Regions from separate parts of the Homo sapiens genome. Here regions 2 and 3 are each linked to region 1. A link is a contact called in ENCODE Hi-C or POLR2A ChIA-PET data. All regions are on one chromosome and are shown on one strand. Each heading gives the region's core, a stretch centred on a gene start or an enhancer-like site at or near the end of the contact. The rest is flanking DNA. Distances are from core to core; before and after follow the strand shown.

What was found. A loop is a pair of places that touch in the nucleus more often than their neighbours do. ChIA-PET counts read pairs that join two places held with the same protein, here RNA polymerase II (POLR2A). Pooled maps may share reads with other maps.
Region 2: a map with no recorded cell type shows a loop between it and region 1 (4-fold over the local background). The contact joins the enhancer-like site here to the promoter of DHX40 in region 1. A Hi-C loop is called at or near these places in 2 of 37 single-sample maps with no recorded cell type and 8 of 50 pooled maps. POLR2A ChIA-PET finds 5 or more read pairs at or near these places in 3 of 52 experiments (T-cell, activated CD4-positive, alpha-beta T cell and activated T-cell).
Region 3: a pooled map shows a loop between it and region 1 (5-fold over the local background). The contact joins the enhancer-like site here to the promoter of DHX40 in region 1. A Hi-C loop is called at or near these places in 3 of 50 pooled maps. POLR2A ChIA-PET finds 5 or more read pairs at or near these places in 3 of 52 experiments (MCF 10A and T-cell).

What each region holds. Positions count from the first base shown.
Region 1 is chr17:59,564,004-59,567,977 of GRCh38, forward strand. It overlaps DHX40 (DEAH-box helicase 40), which reads left to right and starts at 1,607. Exons shown (of 18, transcript NM_024612.5): 1 at 1,607-1,780; 2 at 2,624-2,791. The coding sequence starts at 1,669. RefSeq lists enhancers at 1,288-1,830, 1,446-1,705 and a silencer at 2,116-2,245.
Region 2 is chr17:59,639,857-59,643,699 of GRCh38, forward strand. The region is part of intron 1 of CLTC (clathrin heavy chain); the gene reads left to right. Among named protein-coding and RNA genes, the nearest start is that of CLTC, 22 kb to the left of the region's middle. RefSeq lists a silencer at 2,406-2,485. Within about 2 kb of position 2,380, at least 6 of the 41 ENCODE cell types and tissues checked have a DNase peak (open chromatin) inside an H3K27ac peak, as active enhancers do.
Region 3 is chr17:59,667,103-59,671,113 of GRCh38, forward strand. CLTC (clathrin heavy chain) reads left to right here. Exons shown (of 32, transcript NM_004859.4): 14 at 1,675-1,838. Among named protein-coding and RNA genes, the nearest start is that of PTRH2, 38 kb to the right of the region's middle. Within about 2 kb of position 1,834, at least 6 of the 41 ENCODE cell types and tissues checked have a DNase peak (open chromatin) inside an H3K27ac peak, as active enhancers do.

The DNA of each region.
Region 1 (3,974 bases), core at 357-2,856:
ACAAATGTATTTTTGCCATTTTGCTTTCTGTTTCTATAATATTTTGAATTCCTAACATGATCCAGAAGGCTGGGAGATGCTCCTAATGAAAGAGAGAAACCTGGAATGTTCTCCTATTTACCAGATTGCTTCCTCTCATACCCAGGTTTTGAGATATAAAGTTGTTACAAAGTTCCAACTTATTTGGTATCATTCAAAATCTGATGAGCTTGCATTTTAAGAAGTGTTGATCAGTTCCATTTAAAAGCAGTTGGTATGAGTTCACTTTATTTTTTGAGGTGGAATCTCGCTCTGTTGCCCAGGCTGGAGTGCAGTGGCATGATCTTGGCTCACTGCAACCCCTGCCTCCTAGGTTCAAGCGATTCTCCTGCCTCAGCCTCCCGAGTAGCTGGGATTATAGGCGCGTGCTACCACACCCGGCTAATTTTTTTTATTTTTTTATTTTTAATAGAGACGGGGTTTCACCATATTGGCCAGGCCGGTCTCGAACTCCTGATCTCAAGTGATTCATCTGTCCTGGCCCCCCAAGGTGCTGGCATTACAGGCATGAGCCACCATGCATGGCCATGACTTCACTTCAAATGAGCACAGAAAAATCTGGGGGCCCAACAACCTTATGGTACATCTTTTGAAGCCTGGTCAGACAAGAGGGTCTTTAGGTGATGGTGAAGTGACAGTTTTGAGTTGTCTTCTTTGGTAGTAAGTGTTGGCTAATTCTAACAGCAGGAACAATTGAGGAGTCCAACAAACAATCTTGTTCACATTGCAATGATTTTGTTACAGTTGACACTAATTTAAAAATTGGCAGGCTCTAGACCAGAAAGACCTGCCCCCAAAGTACCTTTTCTGAAAAAGTTGCCCTGCCTCAGATGCTGTGTATCTGTTGAACTTTTCAGCTACTGTGGTTTCCAAGGAATGCACCTCTATCAAAAATGAGCTTAATTCCTAAGGAAGTCAATTATTATTCCTCCATTCCAGCAAAGTCAACAAATATTGACAGCCCACCTTGAATCACTGTGCTGGGCCCTGGATGTAGCAGTGTTTTAATATTTCGACTCTTGTGGGGGGGGGCTTTACAATCTAGCTGGGCAGAAGAGGAAACATGCAAATAAATTAAAATGCAGGGTCCTATGAGGGAAATGAACAGCCTTGGTGACCTAAGTTTTGATAATAACATAACTAAAAGTTCGGCTCCACAACTCAGTAGCTGTGTGCCTTGGACAGGTCATATCAGATTAGGAAAGGTGAGAATGAGTTGAGGAACGCAGCACTCTGGGATCATGGTTCCAGCTCCGGGCAGAGGGTTACATCGTGTCAAGTGTGTGAAGGCAGAATAGCCTGCAGAGACCACTGTGGCGTTGAAAAGAGGTGTCGTCGCGACCTTCGGCGCCGGAGAGGCGAAACAAGAGGGGGTCTTCGGGCCCTCAGGTATGGCTCAGCCGCCCAAGGCGAAGCGCACGTGGCAGTTGGCGGGAAATCCCTGGGGGGTGGAGCCTCGGCTCGAGGTCCGGCCGCCCCGTACCACGTCATCGAGCAGCTCCCCCTCCCCTTGCTACAAGTCGCACGCGCGGAAGTAAACACCTCTACGTCATCAGGGCGCGTCCTCGTCTTTCCCCTCCCATCTCCTCAGATCGGTGGACGTGCTCGCCTCCACTCGGGGCCAGGTCTATGTCCCGGTTTCCCGCAGTCGCGGGCAGGGCGCCAAGGCGGCAGGAGGAGGGTGAGCGGTCAAGAGACCTCCAGGAAGAGCGGCTCTCGGCTGTTTGCATCGCCGATAGAGGTGCGGTCCGCGGGACGGTACGGAAGCCAGCGGGAGTTACGGCGTGGGGGTTTTGGTGGGGGGATGAAAGTACGCCTTTGGCAGGCTGAGAAGAGTAGTGAGGAAGCCGTGGCGTTCTCCTGGCTTTCCAAGCCCGAGGCGAACTTTGCGTCCAATGAGCACTTTGCCTTAGAGGGGGGCGGTCCCAGATTCAAGTTAGGCGAAAACCTTACTGGGGGGCGAAAAAGTGAACCCCAACGCCCGAAATGCATTCTGTTCTTAAACAGGCTCATAGACCCTTTGTTCTCTACCCATTCATCCCCCCCACCCTTCGTCGGGCCGCCAGCCTGCCTTTGGGTACAGTATGAAGGGAGCCAGTTTCCAGGAGCCAGTTTCCATGGTTACCCACCACTTGGCCTTCTGGGATATCAGTCGCTCTGAACAGGGACCTAACTTGAACCATGAATCAGAAGCAAACACAGGTGGCTTCTAATCCAGCTGAGAATTTTCTGCTGTGTTCCAGTTTTTGGTCTATTGTTAAATAAAATTGAGTTTTGTGCTTCTGTGTAAGTATGCATGTGTATACGTTGCCTTGAGCTATACTTGCTTTGAAAAGTACTTTGAGTTATGCGTGAACAAATGCTCAAGTTGCTGGATTTCACCAAAAAGTTGTTCTGGGCTCATTAACCCTCACTTACAAATTGCGCTCATTAACGCTCACTTACATGAGCGATTTAACTGAGAAGTCATGGATGATCCCGTCCAGCCCTAAAATTCTATTGCCTTTCTGGTTTTAGTCATGAGAAATTGAGTCAGAGATATCTTTACAAGTCTTTTAATTGACTTGTTTTTCTGTTATTACAGAAGAGAAAGGATGCACGTCCCAGGAGGGAGGAACTACTCCAACTTTTCCTATTCAGAAACAAAGAAAAAAGATTATTCAAGCTGTGAGGGACAATTCATTCCTTATTGTTACTGGAAATACAGGAAGTGGTAAAACAACTCAACTCCCAAAATATCTATATGAAGCAGGTGATTTTTTTCTGTTGTAATAATTGGAAATATTTTAAAAATATCCTCTTTTTAAAGGCCAGTAGGACTTCTGTACTCCATGATTGCCCAGTATTTGCTTTATAGTCCCGCTTCTCTTGGCACACCCCCTTCCCCTATGTCTCCTTTGCTTCTTTATGGTCTATTTCAGGTTCAAGAATTAGTTGGGATGGCAAATTTTCCCATTTTTAATTACCATAATAATCTCAAATAGAATTACATCTAGATATTCCATTTTATAGAATAAAGTTGTCTAGCAGTAGACTATTAACCATTGGATACTGAAATAATTTTGAGGGGTAAGAGATATGTGATATCTGTTGCTGCCATTAGTACTTCTTGGTTCTTTCTCTAGAGCATTATCAGGTAAATATTTATCCCCTGACTTTGCCAGCGCAAGCCAACTAACAAATTACCTTTAAAATACGTTAAGTAAAGTTAATAGGAGGCCTTTGGTTTGGACTGATCCCCCGCACTAGACCCAACAGACCAAACCAAAATGGAGTTACTCATACTGAAGTTCCACGCCACCAAGTCTAGAAACTAAATTTTTCATCTACTGAGAAATCAGGAGAAAGAGATAATAGCCAAATCCCCAAACAGACCAGTTTTAGGAGCATCAAGAAGTTTCCTCTGCTTTAACTTTGACAAGAAAAGTAACTTTGAAATGAGCAATCTGCTTTTTGTTTTCTGTTTCTGCTTTCCTCAGCCCTTTTCTGTCTATACAATCAGCCTCCTCTGCTCAGCTCATTGGAACACTGATTCTATTTTATGAGACGATGGGTTGATGTGATTCCAGAGTTAGAATCACAAAAGCCAATTAAAAAGTTTTGGCTGGGCACAGTGGCTCACGCCTGTAATCCCAGCACTTTGGGAGCCCGAGGTGGGCGGATCATGAGGTCAGGAGATCGGGACCATCATGGCTAACACAGTGAAACCCTGTCTCTACTAAAAATAGAAAAAAAAAAAATTCGCCGGGCGTGGTGGTGGGCGCTTGTAGTCCCAGCTACTCGGGAGGCTGAGGCAGGAGAATGGCATGAATCTGGGAGGCGGAGCTTGCAGTGAGCCGAGATCGTGCCACTGTACTCCAGCCTGGGAGACAGAGTGAGACTCCGTCTCCAAAAAAAAAAAAATTTTTTAGGCCGGGCGCAGTGGCTCAAGCCTG
Region 2 (3,843 bases), core at 1,130-3,629, 77 kb after region 1:
AGGAGGCTGAGGTAGGAAGATCACTTGAGCCTGGGAGGTCGAGGCTGCAGTGGTACCACTGCACTCCAGCCTGGGCAACAGGGCAAGACCCTGTCTCAATAAATAAAGAATAAAAATACAATTCAGTTTCTGTGGTATAGCTTATATGCCATCACACCTTTATAACTGACTGAGAATACTTTATGGTTACTATGTGCTGTTTTGAAAATAAAACCTGTTTAAAAATATGTTGCATTTTAAAAGTTTTAATCTATATTGATATTACTAGACATAGTTATATAGTTTGGCCACCCTGTTACATGCTCCTACTGTAAGGGTATACCTAAACCAGACTTGCAGTTAATAAGAGTGACTTGTCCTATTATTGTGTGCTTTGGCATATTTCTCTTTTGAGTATATAACAGGAAAATATGGGAAGAATTGCTGAGTGTTCTAGACATTCTCACTCAAAAGGAACATCAGTAAGGAAAACAATCTTACCTACCTTATTTGAAGAGGTGGAAGCAAATTTAACCTTCTCTTAGCCAATACGGTCACTTGAAGTTCTTTTTTTTTTTTTTGCCAAAGTCTTGCTCTGTCACTCAGGCTGGAGTGCAGTAGGGCGGTCTTGGCTCACTGCAACCTCCGCCTCCCGGGTACAAGCGATTCTCCTGCCTCAGCCTCTGGAGTAGCTGGGACTACAGGCGTGTGCCACCATGGGCCCGGCTAATATTTTGTATTTTTAGTAGAAACGGGGTTTCACTGTGTTAGCCAGGATGATCTCGATCTCCTGACCTCGTGATCCACGCCCCCTTGGCCTCCCAAAGTGCTGGGATTACAGGCATGAGCCACCACGCCCAGCCGAAGTTCCTGTCTTTTTTTCCTCACAATTAGGAAGGCTATATAGGAAGGAGCAGGGTCCTGTTCAGTTGTGTAAATGACCACCACTTAAGTGTGCTTTTTTAATATGTTTAAACATGTGCCATTATTAAGAATTTGACACGGCTGGACGCCGTGGCTCATGCCTGTATTCCCAGCACTTTGGGAGGCCAAGGCGGACGGAACATGAGGTCAAGAGATCGAGACCATTCTGGCCAACGTGGTCAAACCCCATCTGTACTAAAAATACAAAAATTAGCTGGACGTGGTGGTGCACGCCTGTAGTCCCAGCTACTTGGGAGGCTGAGGCAGGAGAATTGCTTGAACTGGGGAGGTAGAGGTTGCAGTAAGCCGAGATCATGCCACTGCATTCCAGCCTGGTGACAGAGCGAGACTCGGTTTCAAAAAAAAAAACAAAAAACTTGCAACTTCAGAATTATGTTCATGTTTGCTGGTGTTTTAACTCAAACTGGGACATAAATCCTAGGGAAGTAACCCATATCACTGTTGTTCTAATAACTGCATTCGTAGTAGAATAACACTACATTCACTAGTAGAGGCTGAGGGAGAGAGGAAAAGAAGGAATTACAGGTTACAGGCTACTTTTCTGTTCTTGTCTAGACTGAGGCTGACTGACTTGTCTAGACTGAGGCTGAGGCAGGTGGACCATGAGGTCAGGAGATCGAGACCATCCTGGCCAACATGGTGAAACTCCATTTCTACTAAAATACAAAAAATTAGCCGGGCATGTTGGCGCACTCCTGTAGTCCCAGCTACTCGGGAGGCTGAGGCAGGAGAATCACTTGAACCTAGGAGGCAGAGGTTGTAGTGAGCTGAGATCGAGCCACTGTACTCCAGCCTGGCTGGCGACAGAGCAAGACTCCATCTCAAAAAAAAAAAAAAAAAAAAAAAAGAGTTTGTCACTTGCCTCCTGTTTAATTTTGCATTTTTTAAATAAAGTATATCTATTCCACATGGACTATTTTGATTAGTACCAATACATTCCTGAAGGAGATCAAAGATATATATGCATAGCTCTCTTGGTAGCATATGTTTAATGAGAAAGTAATATAAGGATTACATAGATTAGGGTTGCAGGCAGTTCTGTCACTTTAAAGCCAGATCTTTTATTTACCTTATTTTTTAAAGTTTTTGCAGAGATGGGGTCTCATTATGTTGCCCAGGCTGGTATCAAACTCCTGGGCTCAAGTGATCCTCTCATCTCAGCCTCCCAAAGTGCTGGGATTATAGGTGTGAACCAAGGTGCCAGGCCAAATCTTTGTTGTTTTTTTTTTTTTTTTTTTTTTTTACAAGTAAAATACCCTGAGGCTGAAGGTCATTGCTAACTGATGCAGCGTGTTTTTCTTACTGCTTTTTTTCTGGGGATCTAACAAGGAATTGGAAACACAGGTTTTTGACTTTCCTTTTTCCTCCTCATTGTTTTCTGATAGTGTTTTCTTAAAGTCATCTTCCACCTGCCTCTGAAGTTGAGAAGTAGGAAGGAATCTGTTAGAATCACTTGGGGTTCAGTTAGTAGTGTCTGTGGTTTGCTTCCTTTTGTGGTTTTGAATTTAATTTCACTATTTGACTAACACTATTTTTACTCCGACTTCCTCAAACACTGTGGGACTTAAGCTGTGACAGGTGAAACTCAGTGCCTTAGATGAAGGCTTGGTAGAGACTTAGAAACATAGAATTCTTACAGGGTAGCTTAGGATTCTTACAGCATAACTTACTGCTTTTAGGTATATAGCTCTATGAACTTTATGAGCCCACTGGAATGTTTTCTCCAATTATCGGAAAGGATAATTATCAATTAAACTTAAGGAGTCTAAGGACCCTCTACTCAGAAAAATAGATGTGAGATCCTGTCTCAAAAGAAAAGTTAAAGTCAGGAAGAAGTTAAAATTAATGGTTTATAAGGCTTTACTATAACTAAATACATTATAAGTTACATACTTTAAAGCTAGTGTATTTGCCTTGCATTACAGCATATACTTGAGCTTGTAAAGCAGGTTAATCTACTTTATTACGATGTTTGTATTAATGGTTAGAGAGTTGTTTGACTTCTTGCCCCTATATTCAGTGACTGAGTTACTGTAACTACACTTTATAACTGAGTTATAACATTAATAACTTAATACCAGTAGTAATTGAGATAGAAGAGTGAAGAGAAAGTAAAATGTAGCCTTGTAGTCTTATGTTATATCTTATTCAGAGCCTGGCCTGGTTATGTTTAAGCACTATTAGCAGAAGAGTTTCAGAAGAGAATTTAAATAAAATACAGTTAACTTGGCTGGTTTAGTCCATAAGATAATAGTGACAGTGGTGGTGTTTGTGGAGGAAAACTGTATTGCTAGAGGACAAGGGTGACAGAAAGACTTGATTTTTTTTTTTCCATGCTTTTTCTTTTCTGGGGTGTGTGTGTGTGTGTGTGTGTGTGTGTGTGTGTGTATTTTGTACCATGCGAATTTATTATATTACCTTTGGAGGAAAGGGGGATAAAACTAGTCTGGCCAAGGCTAATAAAATAAAGCCTCCATGTAGCTTCTTTTAGTAGGACTTAATCTGTTACAACATAGTTAGTCACCCAGAGTATTAATAACCCACTATGGTAGAGATTTCTTCCTAGTAACAAGTGACTTTTGTTCTTACATACTTAATTGGTTTGCAAAGACCTACCATCTTTAGATCCACTATATTTGTTTAGCAGATACTTTAGTATTTTCTGAGTACACAAAGCAAATCTAATTCCATTATTTTCCTTGTTAAAATCCTTAAGTAGCTCCCTTCGCCTGTAGAATAAACTCAGGATTCTTACTGAGGTATGTTTAGCTTGTTGGTCTGGCCCTTGCTCATTTCTCTAACCTTAATTGTGTACTCCCTCAATCCTATAGTGTTACAAAAGTACTTGTAGTTCCCTTAGCCAACCACACTTTTACGTCTCTGTGCTTTACCACATGCTCTTTCTGTTGAGAATTCTCT
Region 3 (4,011 bases), core at 584-3,083, 100 kb after region 1:
TTAAGTTTTATTCAATATATGTCAAGGCCCTTTTATGTTGGATTCTAAGGATATGCAGTGAACCAGACCATCTGTTTGGATATTTTATAGATGAATTAAAGGTAGAATTTTAAGAGAAAAATATGTAGTGGTGTTGAAATTGTATAAAATGAAAATACAGGTTGAGTGTCCCTAATCTGAAAATCCAAAATGCACCAAAGTCCAAAACTTCTTGAGCACCAACATAACGCTCAAAGGAAATGCTTGTTGGAGCATTTCAGAAATCGGATTTTCAGATTAGGGATGCTGATCAGGTAATTATAATGCGAATATTCCAAAGTTCAAAATCTGAAACACGTCTGGTCTCAAGTATTTTGGATAAGGGATACTCAGTCTGTACTAATGATCAGGTATAATAAAATTTTATGCTTATATGTCTGACTCTTATAATAGCAGGTGATTCTCACTAAGGGCATTTTGTGATTTGTTGCTATTTAGCAGGATTTCTTAACCTTAGTACTATAGACATTTAGGGCTGGATAATCATTGTAGAGGGGTGTTCCTGTACATGTAGAATATTTAGTAGAATATTCAGCAGCATTCCTGGTTTCTACCCACTAGATTCCAGTAGCGTCAGCTCCACCAGTTGTGACAACCAAAAATGTCTTCAGACATTGCCAGTGTCACCTGTGAGGAAAATCACCTCAGTTGAGAACCACTGCTATACAGGGTACTAACGTAATCACTGTTGGGTGTCTAACTTCTGGTCCCCAACTGCCTTTCTCTCCTCTCTGTACTAGTAGTACTCTATTGAGAAGGGGTAAGAGAGTCTAGTAGTTTTCTTAATTTTTTCTTAATTTTCCCAGTTTCAAAATGTTAACTGTGCACTAAATTTACACTGTTTAGTACAGTCACTAGCCACATATAGTAGCTATTTACATTGAAAGTTATTAAAGTGAAATAAAATTTAATATTTAGTTATTCAGTCACTCTAGCCACATTTCAAGTGCTTAATAGCCACATGTGTTTAGTGGCTATTATATTGGAAGGCAAAGATAAGATTTTCATCATTGCAGAAAGTTCTTCTGGACAATACTGCACTAAATTCTTCCCAAATTATTTTGTATGTTTCCTATAAATTGCATATTGAAAAACACCAGGTATTGGGGTCTTCATTTAAAATTTCCCATATAGGGGCACAATGGTGTATGCCTTTAATAATCCCAGTGCTTTGGGAGGCCAAGTGCTTGGGGCCACAAATTCAAGACCAGCCTGGCTAGCATAGCAAGACACCATCTCTACAAAAATTTTCTTAAAAATTAGCCTGGCATGGTGGCATGCATCTGTAGTTCTAGCTACTTAGGAGGTTGAGGTGGGAGGATTGCTTGAGCCCAGGAGTTTGAGGCTGCAGTGAGCTATGATCGTGCCACTGCACTCCAGCCTGGGTGACAGAGACCTGCCTCAATAAAAAAGAAAAAAAGGAAACATTGGGTTGAATTGTCTATTCTTCAGGATTAAAGTGCAATCCATTTTACTGATCTGATTAATGGAATAGTTAGTATTTTTATCGCGCTTTTTAAGCAACCAACTTATATTTGGGAGTATTCAATATAACAGTTTTTTAATTACATAAATGTTTTTCAGTCATTCTCAAAAGTGTGCCTATGCTTAATTGTAATTACTTGTTTCTTTAAGGTCTCTTTTATTTTCTGGGATCCATTGTTAACTTTAGCCAGGACCCAGATGTGCACTTTAAATATATTCAGGCAGCTTGCAAGACTGGGCAAATCAAAGAAGTAGAAAGAATCTGTAGAGAAAGCAACTGCTACGATCCTGAGCGAGTCAAGAATTTTCTTAAGGTAAGTGGTTTTGAGTAATGTGTTTTCTGGTTGGATTCCAGGTTAGCAGTTCTACAAGGGTTTGGTCATAGTTCAAAAATATTTTTTCCCTAAATGTGAAGTTGTTAGCATTCTTAAGTTGTGTGCTGGATTATTTCTTCCAAACATAATATTCTGTGGTTTCCTTTGAAATACGGAAGGAAATTGGTGAGTAAGAATGACCATCTGTTTAAAAGAAGAAAAAAAAAATAGCACTATTTCAAAGGAATTTCCTTTATTTTAATTTTGGATGGAAAAATTTAGAAAAGTGGTTGTATACTTTCAATGTCATTTTAGAATCATTTAGGCTTTTGAATATTAACATCAGCTTGCTCTTCATACCATTTTGAGGAGCCTCTATTGTAGGCAAAGGGATCTGTTGTCTAAGGAATGTATAGGTTTACCTCTTTCATCAAGTTTGCTCAACTCTAGAAACTAAAATATTGTTATTCATATATAATTCATAAAGGTAAGATCAAACAAAACGCTCAGCTTTGTGACACATTAAATCAGTTAGAGAGGAGTAAGGACCACCTGTGTTGCAGGGAGGAGTAATGGTTGAGAGATTCTGAACTCTAGAACATCCCTAAGGGCAGTTAATTTTGTTTAATGTTTAACTTAGCTTTAGCTTTATTCTTGTAACTGCCAGTTACTTTGTGATGGAAATAAAGCTTTAAAATTGATAGCTATCTATAAAAGGCTAGGAAAACTACAGAACACTTAGATTACTGCTCTCTCACTGCCTATTATGTGTGTGTGTGTACACTATATATATATATAATGATTCCTGAGACTTTATAGAAAGTTCTGAAGTATTTTTTGTCTTGGAAGAATTTTACATTACAAGTAAAACCAAAATGTTTTTGTAGAACACAGTATAGAAAGTAGGCTTTTCCTACTCCCAGATTATCATCATTTGTGTGTGTGGTTGCATTGGCAGATTGTTCTTTTGAAGAATTTACTACCTGGGCTCTAGATTAAATAGCAAAACCCTTAGGGGTTTTAGTGTAATGAAGTAGTCAAAATGTTGAAACTGCTCTACATTTTAGATTAAAAGATACACTTTTCAAAAAAGTATAGCTTTAAAATGTCTTGGCCATCATGAATATTCTGGGTAACCTAGCTGTGCTATGTTTGGACCAAAACTTTCTGGTGTCAAAAAACCCCTCCAAATGAGAAAGATTTGATACTCTGTGCTTGACTAGTGTACCCATACTACTGATTCACTTCCTTCTTTGAGTATCATTACTATTTCCTTTAAAAAAAACAACAACAAAAAAAACTACTACTAGATTCTTTTGGGGGCAGGGGGTGTTGGGTTTTTTTTTTTGTTTTTCTTTTTAAGCTTTTAAGTTCAGGGGTGCGTGGGCAGGTTTGTTATATAGGTAAACTGTGTCATGGGGGTTTGTTGTACAGATTGTTTCGTCATCCAGGTATTAAGCCTACAACCCATTAGTTATTTTTTCTGATCCTCTCCCTCCTCCCATCCTCCACCCTTCAGTAGGCCCCAGTGTCTGTTGTTCCTCTCTGTGTCCATGTGTTCTCATCATTTATCTCCCACTTGCTAGTGAGAACATGCAGTATTTGGTTTTCTGTTCCTGTGTTAATACTACCAGATTCTTAAATGATTTCTTTTTGTTTTTATTGAGCCCTCAGCTTCTATGCTTAAATTGTAACTTCTTTAGCTTTGGATTTTAATATTTGAGTTATATATATATGGAAAGCAAAATGAAATTAGCTATTATTTAATTATCACATTTTTGAGCTTTAAAAAAAATCCTCTAGTAAAGAAATGAAAAACAATCCTCTGGGTACTAGGATGGTACTGCCTTAGGTTTGCATAGCCCATGGGATCTAATCAGATGAAGATTTCCCCTCCACACTTGTGAACTGGGTACAAGCCTGATATAGTAGGGGTGTGGATGTGGATTATGAGCTTTTGAGTCAGTCAGACCTGTTTCAAATTCTACTTAGCCATTGTTTGTTCATTCAGTATATGTCTAGCTGTTACCTCAGGCAAGTTAATGAATATGCCTCAGCCTCAGTTTCTTCAACCATAAGCTATGTTTATTTATCAAGTACCTTGTATACTATAGATGTTTAGGCAGTAACTATTACTGATAAGTGATAAGCCTTGGAAAAAGGTGGAGTCAGC